Linked DNA regions of Homo sapiens: region 1 is linked to region 2. Evidence: read pairs that join two places in POLR2A ChIA-PET (ENCODE). Cell type or tissue: MCF 10A. All regions are shown on one strand. Each heading gives the region's core, and the rest is flanking DNA. Links, peaks and the distances in the headings are about the cores only.

Region 1 (5,376 bases), core at 319-5,318, 290 kb before region 2:
CCTAGTTGCCTGGGGAAACCCTGGAATGGGCATCAGGAGAAAGCAACAAGAATCCAGTCCTTCACACTCACACTACTCTGTTCCTCTTCCCAGAGACATCGATTCACTTCAAAGAGCTGTAGGGAAGATGCAGTCAGCACTGCACTGTATTTTTTATTTATTGCCTAGGTGCCATTAAAGACACAAACCTAGAAGCCTAGAGGCCATTCTGAATATGGGGGTGGGGTGGTGGAGGGAGCAAGTGAAGAGATGGGAATCCAGGGCTCAGGGTTCAATGCCTTCACCTGAGATCACAAGCCCATGGATGCTGTGACATCTGGGAGCTTCATCAGTGGTCTGGCTAAAGCTGATACTTTCACAGTCACCATCTTCACCTTTGGACTGGGAAGAATCACCATTTTTCTTCTGGCAGATGACTGTATTCCTTATAGGACAGGCAAGGTTTCATTCATCTGTTCTCAGTAAGTTTGTTGTTGAACTGAAATGAATTTCATTATTTCCTCCAATGTGTACTTTTGTGCCCCCCTCTCACTTCTCCCTATCATGACCCCTCTTTTGCTGAAAAAAATTTTTATTATTTTTTCTATCTCTAGTTCTAGAAAGAGAAAATTTATTTTTTAAATTATAAACTATTTTGCCAGGCGCCATGGCTCACACCTGTAATCTCAGCACTTTGGGAGGCCGAGGCAGGTGGATCACCTGAGGTCAGGAGTTCAAGACTAGCCTGGCCAATATGGTGAAACCCTGTCTCTACTAAAAAAACAAAAAAAATCAGCTGGGTGTGGTGGCGGGGGCCTGTAGTCTCAACTACTCGGGAGGTTGAGGCAGGAGAATTGCTTGAACCTGGGAGGTGGAGATTGCAGTGAGCTGAAATCACGCCACTGCACTCGAGCCTGGGCAACTGAGCGAGACTCTGTCTCAAAAAAAAAAGGCCAGGCATGGTGGCTCATGCCTGTAATCCTAGTACTTTGGGAGGCTGAGGTGGGCAGAATACAAGGTCAAGAGATCAAGACCATCCTGGCCAACATGGTGAAACCCCATCTCTACTAAAAATACAAAAATTAGCTGGGTGTGGTGGCGTGGGCCTGTAGTCCCAGCTACTCGGGAGGCTGAGGCAGGAGAATTGCTTGAACCTGGGAGGCAGAAGTTGCAGTGAGCCGATATTGCACCACCGCACTCCAGCCTGGGTGACAGAGTGAGACTCCATCTCAAAAAAAAGAAAAAAAAATTATTTTATTATGCACAAAAGGATTAACAAATAATATGTCCACTCATGTGCCTACCACCCAGTTTAAGAAGCAAAACCTTATCATCCCTTATAGTGGTCCCTTTGTGCCCTGAATTGCAGTCTCCCCTTCCCCCACCAGAAATAACCAGCATTTTGAATTTTGAACTTCTTGCTTTTAGCTTTTCTCTATACATTTACTACATATGTATGCACCTCCACCAGCATACTGTGTAGTTTTACATGGTTTTATATTTTATGTAAACAGCGTTACAGCGTTTGTATTCTGCAGATTCCTTTCCTTGTTCACCAAATGTGAGATTTATCCATGCGGATGGATGACATGCCAGTTATTAATAATACACTTTCATCCCACGATGTAAATATGCCACCATTTAGTTACACATTCTTCTCCAAATGGGTATTTGGTGTTCCTAGGTTTTTGCTATTAAAAACAATGAGCCTCTGAACTTTTTTGTACATTTTCACAAGCAAGATTTTCTAGGATTTAGCCTAGAAAATCCTGCTGGGGCTGGGTGTGGTGGCTCATGCCTGTAATCCTAACACTTTGGGAGGCCGAGGCGAGCGCATCACTTGAGGCCAGGAGTTTGAGACCAGCCTGGCCAACATAGTGAAACCCTGTCTTTACTAAAAATACAAAAATTAGCCAGGCATGGTGGTGCACGCCTGTAATCCCAGCTACTTGGGAGGCTGAGGCAGGAGAATTGCTTGAGCCTGGGAGGCAGAGGTTGCAGTGAGCTGAGATATCGCACCACTGCACTCTAGCCTGGGTGACAGAGCGAGACTCCATCTCAAAAAAAAAAAAAAAAAGAATATACATACTATTTTTCTAGAAGATGCCACAGTTTCTTCCAAATTGGCTGTACCAATTTAAGTTCCTACAATTTGTGTTTAAGAGTTCCCACTTTTTCATGTTCTTGCTAACGTTCAGAGTTATCATATTTTTAAATGTTTGCTAATCTGGTGGATGAAAACTGGTAAACTATTGTTATTTTTTTTCCTTTTCATCATTTTTATGAAAAAAAAAATCAAGCATATACTGAAAGGAAGAAGTTTGATGAATCCCTATGTGCCTGTCAGCTAGCTTCAACAATTACCAACTCTGAGCTACTCTTTTATCAATAATACCCTACTCATATCTCTCACTCCCCACAAGATCATTTGAAGCAAACCTCAGAAATCACTTTATTCCTAAATATTTAAGTATGCATCTCTAACTTATTAAAATTTTTTTGGTTTTGTTTTTTGTTTTTCTGAAACGGAATTTCACTCTTGTTGCCCAGGCTGGAGTGCAATGGCGCAATCTTGGCTCACTGCAACCTCTGTCTCCCAGGTTCAAGTGATTCTCCTGCCTAAGTCTGGGATTACAGGCATGCACCACCACACCCGGCTAATTTTTGTATTTTTAGTAGAGATGGGGTTTCACCATATTGGCCAGGCTAGTCTTGAACTTCTGACTTCAGGTGATCCACCTGCCTCGGCCTCCCAAAGTGCTGGGATTACAGGCGTGAAGCACCACGCCCAGCCTGAAATAATATTTTACCTTTTACTTTGTGCTTTTTGTGTTTTACTCAGGAAGTCCTCCCCTACATCTGTTTTCTTCTGTATTTCTTTTCATATTTAGGTCTTTAATCCACCTGGATTTTTTGTTTGGGTTTTTGTTGTTCTTTAGTCAAAGATCCAATTCTTTTTTCTATTTAAATAACCATCATTGACTGACTAGTCCATCCTTACCCCACCCCTACTGATTATGATGTCACTGCTGTCACATATTGTCATACGTGGGGGGCTGTTACTGGGTTCTCCAGTCTCCTCCCTTTACTTTATCTGTTTGTGTATCCCTGTGCTGGTGCCACACTGCCTCGTTCACTGATGTTTTTAATAAGCCTGCACCATTTGTATGTCAATTCTTCCTGCTCTTCTTATCCATCAAAAATCACTTTAACTTTTCTTGTTCCTTTACTCTTCCATATAAATTGTTTATTCAACCATCAGGTTCCAGGAAAAAGCCTGTTAGTATTTTCATTGGACTTACATGGAATTTGTAGATTTTGAAAAAACAGATATTTTTATGAGTCTTCCTATTCATAAAAATAGTATGTCTCCATTTACTTATGTCTTTAAGTGTATTTCAGTAAAGCTTTCTATCTTTTCCACATTGGTCAGCTCCTCTTTTTATTAGAATTATTCCCTAGCATTTCATATTTTCTGTTGCTGTTGTAAAGGGTAATTTTACATTTTTATCTATTACTGATATAAAGAATTGTAATTTATTTCACATATTGATCTAGTATTAAGCAGCATGCTGAATTACTTAATTCTATATGACTATAAACTTTGCAGGGACTTGCTGTTGCCCAGGCTGGAGTGCAGTGGTGTGATCATGGCTCACCACTGCCTCGACCTCCTGGGCCCAAGCAATGATTCTCCTATCTCAGCCCTCTGAGTAGCTGGGACCACAGGCCTGTGCCACCACTCCTGACTAATTTTTCTGTACTTTTTGTAGAGATGGGGTTTTGCCATGTTGCCCAGGCTAGTCTTGAACTCTTGGGTTCAAGCCATCTGCCTGCCTGGTCTTCCCAAAGAGCTGGGATGACAGGTGTGAGCCACCACACCTGTCTTGTTGAATTTTCTATAAACAGTCATACAATTTGCAAAAGAAAACAAAAACTTTAGTTCCTTGTGTGGTTCCTAAGGCCTCCAATAAAACAAAGTGACAATAGCAGCCATCCTTGTCTCATTCCTTAGAAGGAATGCTTCACACATTTCTCCACTAAATGTGTGCGTTGTAGGTTTTCTGATACATAATTTTTTCTTTTTTTTTTTTTTTTAGTCTTGCTCTGTCGCCCAGGCTGGAGTGCAGTGGCGCAACCTTGGCTCACTGCAACCTTTGCCTCCCAGGTTCAAGCGATTCTCCTGCCTCAGCCTCCCAAGTAGCTGGGACTACAGGTGCGTGTCACCACACCCAGATAATTTTTTGTATTTTTAGTAGCGATAGGGTTTCACCGTGTTAGCCAGGAGGGTCTCGATCTCCTGACCTCATGATCCACCCACCTCGGGCTCCCAAAGTGCTGGAATTACAGGCATGAGCCACTGCACCCAGCCTTTTTTTAATTATTATTTGAAGAATTTAAGATTGGAATTAATTGCTCCTTGAATGTTTGGTAGACTCATCTGTAATACCATTTGAGCCTAGAATATTCTGGTTTTTTTGAGACGGAGTCTTGCCCTATTGCCCAGGCCGGAGTGCAGTGGGATTACACGCGTGAGCCACCATGCCTGGCCAGAATATTCTTTATTGTAAAATTTAAAGCTGTAATTTCAATGTCTTGAAGAGTTATAGATCTAATTAGATTTTCCATTTCTCCTGGAGTCAATTTGGTACAAACAGTCAATAAAGACTACAAGACCAGTTTAAGTAGATTTTTCAGTTTGAGTGTCCTGGATCATGTACACAATCATGAATGTGAAGTCTGTCTGCATGAAGAATCATCTGTGGTTATAAATTCTTAGGAGGTTTTTTCCTTCTTCCCTCTGGAACAACGGTTGAAGCAGGCAAGTTTCCTAATCACCTTCTCTCCTTTAGTAGGGCAGCATTTTTCTTTTTTATAAATAGTTGGCCTGGCCAGGCATGGTGGCTCACGCCTATAATCCTAGCACTTTGGGAGGCCAAGGCGAGCAGATCACCCAAGGTCAGGAGTTCGAGACCAGCCTGACCAACGTGGCGAAACTCCGTCTCTACTAAAAATACAAAAAAATTAGCTATGCGTGGTGGTGGGTGCCTGTAATCCCAGCTACTCAGGAGGCTGATGCATGAGAATCGCTTGAATCCAGGCAGCGGAGGTTGCAGTGAGCTGAGATCGCGCCACTGTACTCCAGCCTGGGCGACAGAGTGAGACTCCGTATCCAAAAAAAAAAAAAAAAAAAAAAAATTGTTGGCCCCTTCATTGAGCTAGTGGACCTTCAGGGTTCTTAGCTCTATAGAAAGTTCTGTATCTTAATTCCTCTTTACATAAGCTCAGGTCTTGTCTCTTGTCCCTTGAATCGGGTCCTAGACGTCTAGAGATCAGCAATGGCCCTTAAAATAGCTTCCACCTTAAAAATCCCCTTACCACTCTATAGATTCAAAC
Region 2 (5,376 bases), core at 286-5,285:
CGCCCGGGGAAATGCCTGTCTTCTCCATTTAGAAAGTGACAGCTGACGGCAGGCCCGAGGCAGCCAGGTAGGGAGGCTGCCTGTGTGCAACCCGCTGTGGAGGCTGCTGGTGGCTGCAGGCTTTCAGAAGGCATTACAGGCCATTGTTTTAATCAATACTATATTATTTCCTCCGCGGCAACTATCCCCATGTTTATTATGTGTAAATAGGGTTTTTCAATGATGTGAATGTGTTAGCTTAACGTAGCTGACATTCAGCGTGCACAATCTGGTGGCTGCCCCTCAGGACTTCCAGGAAAATGAGATGATGTATCCGTCACAAAGCCATCCTCGTGAGTAAAATTTGAGCAGTGGCAGCAGCCAGGGCACCCGATGAATTCTGCAGGCGTGGGCTGCGTGCTTGAGAAGGAAAACAGACATCAACATAGCCTGGGAGCACAGTCTGCAGGCAGTGTGGACAGTTGGTGCCCCGGAATTAGGGCGTTGGCGTTCCCATCTCTTTGCTGCCATATCTAGATCCTATACAGCTTATTCCAACACCTCTCCATTGCCTGGCGAGCGCCTGTGGATGCACTCTTCTGCCTACTCCTGGAACTTGTCAAGGTTTGCCCTCTCTGACTGTAGCTCCTCACTCTCCTGGACTCTAGGATGGGCCCCTTTCTTCCCCATACAAAGCCCCCAGTAGTCTGAAAACTCATTTTTGTCTATGCTCCTCAGTTCAGCCCAGGCATGTGGGTATGACCGAGCCTGGCTGCAAAGGCAGGCAGAGGGGAGCAAAGGTGGTCTTTCTCAATGTCCCATGTGGGCTTAACTTTCCTCCTCCTGTACCAGGGCACTCAGAGTAACACCACCAATGACACTACCAGCTTCTCTCTGGTGTCTAACTGGACTGAAGGTGAAGCAGGTGGGGTGTCGTTTAGATCTGGGGCAGAGCTTCCCCACTGTGACACCCTTGAAGTTGCAGGCCAGATGCCACTACCACACATGGGTCACTGTCAACAGGCCACAACCCCAATGATGGGCACTTAACTCAATAATACCAGATATCAGACAACTGTGGCTTCATCTGTAGAGCTCTCTGGAGTGCATCATAAAGGAAGTAACCTTTTTCTTTTTTCTTTGCTTTTCTTTTTTTTTTTATTTTGAGACAGAGTCTCACTCTGTCGCCCAGGCTGGAGTGCAGTGGCGCAATCTCGGCTCACTGCAAGCTCCGCCTCCCGGGTTTACGCCATTCTCCTGCCTCAGCCTCCGGAGCAGCTGGGACTAACAGGCGCCCGCCACCACGCCCGGCTAATTTTTTGTATTTTTAGTAGGGACGGGGTTTCATCTTGTTAGCCAGGATGGTCTCGATCTCCTGACCTCGCGATCCGTCAGCCTTGGCCTTCCAAAGTGCTGGGATTACAGGCGTGAGCCACCGCGCCCGGCCTCTTTTTTTTTTTTTTTTTTTTTTTTTTTGAGATAGAGTCTCTGTTAGCCAGGCTGGGGTGCAATGGTGCAATGGCGAGATCTCGGCTCACTGCAACCTCTGCCTCCCTGATTCAAGTGATTCTTTTGCCACAGCCTCCCCAGTAGCTGGGATTACTGGCACTCACCACCACGCCCGGCTACATTTTGTATTTTCAGTAGAGATGGGTTTTCAACCTGCGGGCCAGGCTGCTCTCGAATTCCTGACCTCGTGTGATCCGCCCGCCTCAGCCTCCCAAAGTGTTGGAATCACAGGCATGAGCCACCGCGCCCGGCCAGGAATTAACCTTCACCAGGATAGTTTGTGGAATTTTATCAAGAGGCTTCGCTCCCATCTCCTGCTTTCTTAACAGAGTTTGGAAGCAGCGGACCGGATAGGAAAACTGCTTAGGGTTCCACCCTCATGCCAAGTGGCAGAGGCCCCGGGGGAAGCCTCCTGCGGAACGTGGGAACAAAGGGATGCGGGGCCTAGCACTCTACGCCGGTGTCTGTTCGTCTGTCCAGAAGGCTTGTCACACTCTGGGGGGGCATCTAGCTAAAAGGTACTCCATCAATGTAAACGACCGTCGCTCTCGTTAAGTTCCATCTGTGTGTCTTAAAGCTCCCGCACGGAACGTGATTGGAGTTGGGCTTCAGCTTCCCTGTGCTGCCTGAGACAGAGGAGGGAGATGTTTTTCTTGGCAAATAAATATGATATCATAAGCCCTGGCAGGATTCCAGCCTGAGTAATGGCCGTCTGCCTTCCTAATTCCCTCAGCAGCTTGGAACAGGAACATTACTCTTTACTTCCTCTCTTTAAAAACAAACTCTCTATTGGAGCGCATTACTCAGCCACAGGATCCCTCCCCGGACGTGGCGGCATTCAGATGATGGGAGGTGAGGAATGAGCTCAGATTACAGCGCACATTAGGGAAAACACAGCAAGGCATTTGGCCCAGAAAAGGCACCTGAGGACCTTGAATTAGAGCGGCCACTCCTCATGTGTCCTTGTTCATGAGGAACATAGAGCTAAAATCAATAAAAATCACATTGTTTAGCGCTGCCGTTTCCCTGGTTTAAATCATGAAGGAGTAAGTAGGTAATTAGGTAATCCAGCTCGGACTGGATAGTTACCTTCAAGTACGAAGCGGTCTTGCTGAGACCCTCTCACTGAACGCGAGCTGGGGGAAGGGTCTCGTGGCCTCTCTACTCACAGGAGCACTGCTGCCTCTAAGCACATACCCCGCCCTCTTTCTGCTTGTCATTAGTTCTTCCTAACAACAGTTAGAGGCATCGGTGTTGTTACTTTCCATTTTATAAACCCGAGGCTCAGTGAGACTAATTAGGTAACTCGTTCAGGGCCATAAATTATACATAGCAGAAGTCAGAGTTGAACTCGGGTCTTTTGGCTTCAGATTCAATGTTTACAACGCCACATCAAGCCTCATCACTTTCTCTGGCCTGTGAGGACTTGGGTGCTGCCACTTGTCCCTTTTGAAGTAGCGGATACAAGGTGGCACCGTGAAGGCACTGGGTCAGGAGCTGGGACACAGCTTTGCATCACTTGGGCACTGTTCTGCTGGGGCCTCCTTGGTAACCAACCATCCAGGTGAGGATAAAAACTGACCCAGCTTGTAGAGAGATCTTGAGGCAGGCATGCAGCAAGGGCCCTAAAATTACTGGGAGAAGGGCAAGTCACTGTTCGAAGGCTTGGGATGGTGAATTCAGCCAATAAACGTCCTTTGAACACTTACTATGGCTAAGCATGGGGGCACAACTGTAAACCAGAGAGAGTCCCTGCCTCAGGGAGCTGGGAGTCAGTGGGAGAGATGAATAAACAGGCAACGACGATGCAGTGTGATGGATGCTCCAGTGGAAGAGTCCAGAGCACCGGGATGATGTGTAGGGAGAGCCACTCACCAGACATGGCAGTTCTTGGAAAATGTCCACTGGGGACATGACATCCAAGCTGAAACCCGAAGGACAAATAGGGGACAGGGAGATGAAGACGGGGGCTGCAGAGCGTTCCAGGCTGTGGAGGCAGCGTGTGCAAAGGCTGGGAGGTCAGAAAGAACACACTCTGCTCCGGTGATGGCATGTTTGGTCTGGCCTGGAGCAGAGCTGCAGGGGAAGCTGTGAGGCATGAGGCAGAGAGGTAAGCCAGGAGTAGTTTGCAGACCCCTGGCTGGGCAGCTTTCCAATCTGGAACAGTGGGTCATGGAGCCATCACATTCCCAAACCCACAGCGCTTCCCTCTCACCAACCCTGTAGCCTGCAGTCTTCACTGTGCTCTCGACTCCCCCAGCCTTTCATTGTATGTGGAAGAGGAGCCAGAAATGCACCCAAACTGAAAGAGGAGCACGCAGCACCAATCCCTGAATCAAAATAAAAATCCGGCTGCACTTTATCTCGCTGAAGGACTGTAATCTGGGAGATATTCATTTAACATATTTCTGTCTCTGAATGGCTTTTACTTTTCACTAAATTGAAACCGCAGTACAATATATGTGAATGATTAGGTTGTGTAATACATTCCAGCAAATTTAGATTAGGAATGATTATGACTTAAGTAAAATAGTTGAACACAATTCTTATTGCCATCTATCTTTTCACTTCTTTTTAGTTTTCATGAGAGTGAGTGAATGCAAGGAATGAATGACTCTAAGGAGAGCTGGGCCCTGGTACAGGGAGGGGCAGAGGTCTGTCTTTGGAAGGCTTTAGGAAGAAGGGAGAGGTGGACTGGAAGACTCAGATCTAGGGCTCGGGGGAAAGCATTGGGCCATGAGGTAGATTGGGGACAAGTCCTATATCTGCCGTTTGCTAGCTGTGTGACCTCAGGCAAGTTACTTAAACTCTCTAGTCTTAGTTTCCCATCAGCAAAATGGGCTTTATTGTTCCCCGGCTCATGGAATCATTGTGGGACACAATGAGATCAGGGACATGAGAGTAACACTGGCCAAGAGCTCAGATGGGGAGTCAAAGTCCTGATCAAAGTCTGGCTCTATCACTTATTAGAGCTGTGTGGCCTTGCCCTTTGATACTCAGCTTCTCTGAGCCCCAGTTTCCTAATCCACAAAATGGGAATAAGTGTACTCAGCCACAGGTATCCTTGAAGAGAGGCTTAAATAGGATTTTTTTGCATGTTAATAGTGCTTTGCAAAATGCAAGTTACCTGGGAGGGCTATGCTGGCTGATAGGGGTGGGAATAGGAATTGGGGACTCCCCTTTCCTGGGATAGCGACCTGGAGGGGTTTGGGTGGAGCCTTGCTGCGGGCCCTGAGGCAGGGAGGGGAAGGAGAGGAGGAGTCCTTGCCAAAATTTCCCTTTGGAGTCCTAAGCCTTGCACGCGCCCTGGGCACTCCAATCCTCCTCACTCCACTGCTCTATTTTCCCCATAGCATTGAACATGCTGTAACATTCTATATAATTTACCAATTTATTATGCTTTTGTTTAGAATCTGTTTCCCTGGTTCAAAGGTAAGGCCTACAAGGGCAGGGAGCTGTTTAATCCCCTGATAAATCCCAAGCACCTAGAGCACAGCTTGGCAGTTAGGAGGCATGCTCAGGAAATATACGTCAAATGAATGGATTTATGAGTAGGGCTGGAATTCTGTCTCCTGAGAACAAGTGAGCTGAGGTGGGAAGAAGGTGGCGGTGGTGGGGGGACCAGGGGAGACGAGGGCATCAGTCACTCCAGCAGGGAGCTTGCTGCAGGGAGAAAGAGAGAACAGCAATTTGGGCCGTGAAGCCTGGCACTCATTCTTCAAGGGGGCTGCAAGCCCCCAGGATTTTCCTGGAACCCAGGGCACCCGCACACTAGCTGCCTCTCCCGGTCCCTTCCAGCAACCTGAGGAAATGCCTTCCAATCAGAGCAATTACTGCTGCCCTGGAGCCGCTGCCTCTCCAGGTGTCTGCCTCCTGCGGCTCTGGCTG

The links. Peaks named below come from ENCODE experiments on the same cell type or tissue, not always from the same donor. Only the 100,000 strongest peaks of a DNase experiment are listed, where the experiment ranks them.
Region 1: POLR2A ChIA-PET joins it to region 2 with 7 read pairs; 2 of 35 experiments call an interaction of 5 or more read pairs at or near these places.

The regions. Positions count from the first base shown.
Region 1 is chr11:126,294,179-126,299,554 of GRCh38, forward strand. TIRAP (TIR domain containing adaptor protein) reads left to right here. Exons shown (of 5, transcript NM_001318777.2): 5 at 1-755. It overlaps TIRAP-AS1 (TIRAP antisense RNA 1), which reads right to left. Exons shown (of 2, transcript NR_187388.1): 2 at 118-416. Among named protein-coding and RNA genes, the nearest start is that of DCPS, 7.2 kb to the right of the region's middle. In MCF 10A, for the core only: no CTCF peak of the experiment used is centred there; no DNase peak of the experiment used is centred there.
Region 2 is chr11:126,583,793-126,589,168 of GRCh38, forward strand. The region is part of intron 1 of KIRREL3 (kirre like nephrin family adhesion molecule 3); the gene reads right to left. The region is part of intron 1 of KIRREL3-AS1 (KIRREL3 antisense RNA 1); the gene reads left to right. Among named protein-coding and RNA genes, the nearest start is that of KIRREL3-AS1, 43 kb to the left of the region's middle. RefSeq lists enhancers at 1,939-2,658, 2,659-3,379, 3,380-4,098. In MCF 10A, for the core only: no CTCF peak of the experiment used is centred there; a DNase peak (open chromatin) is centred at 2,219.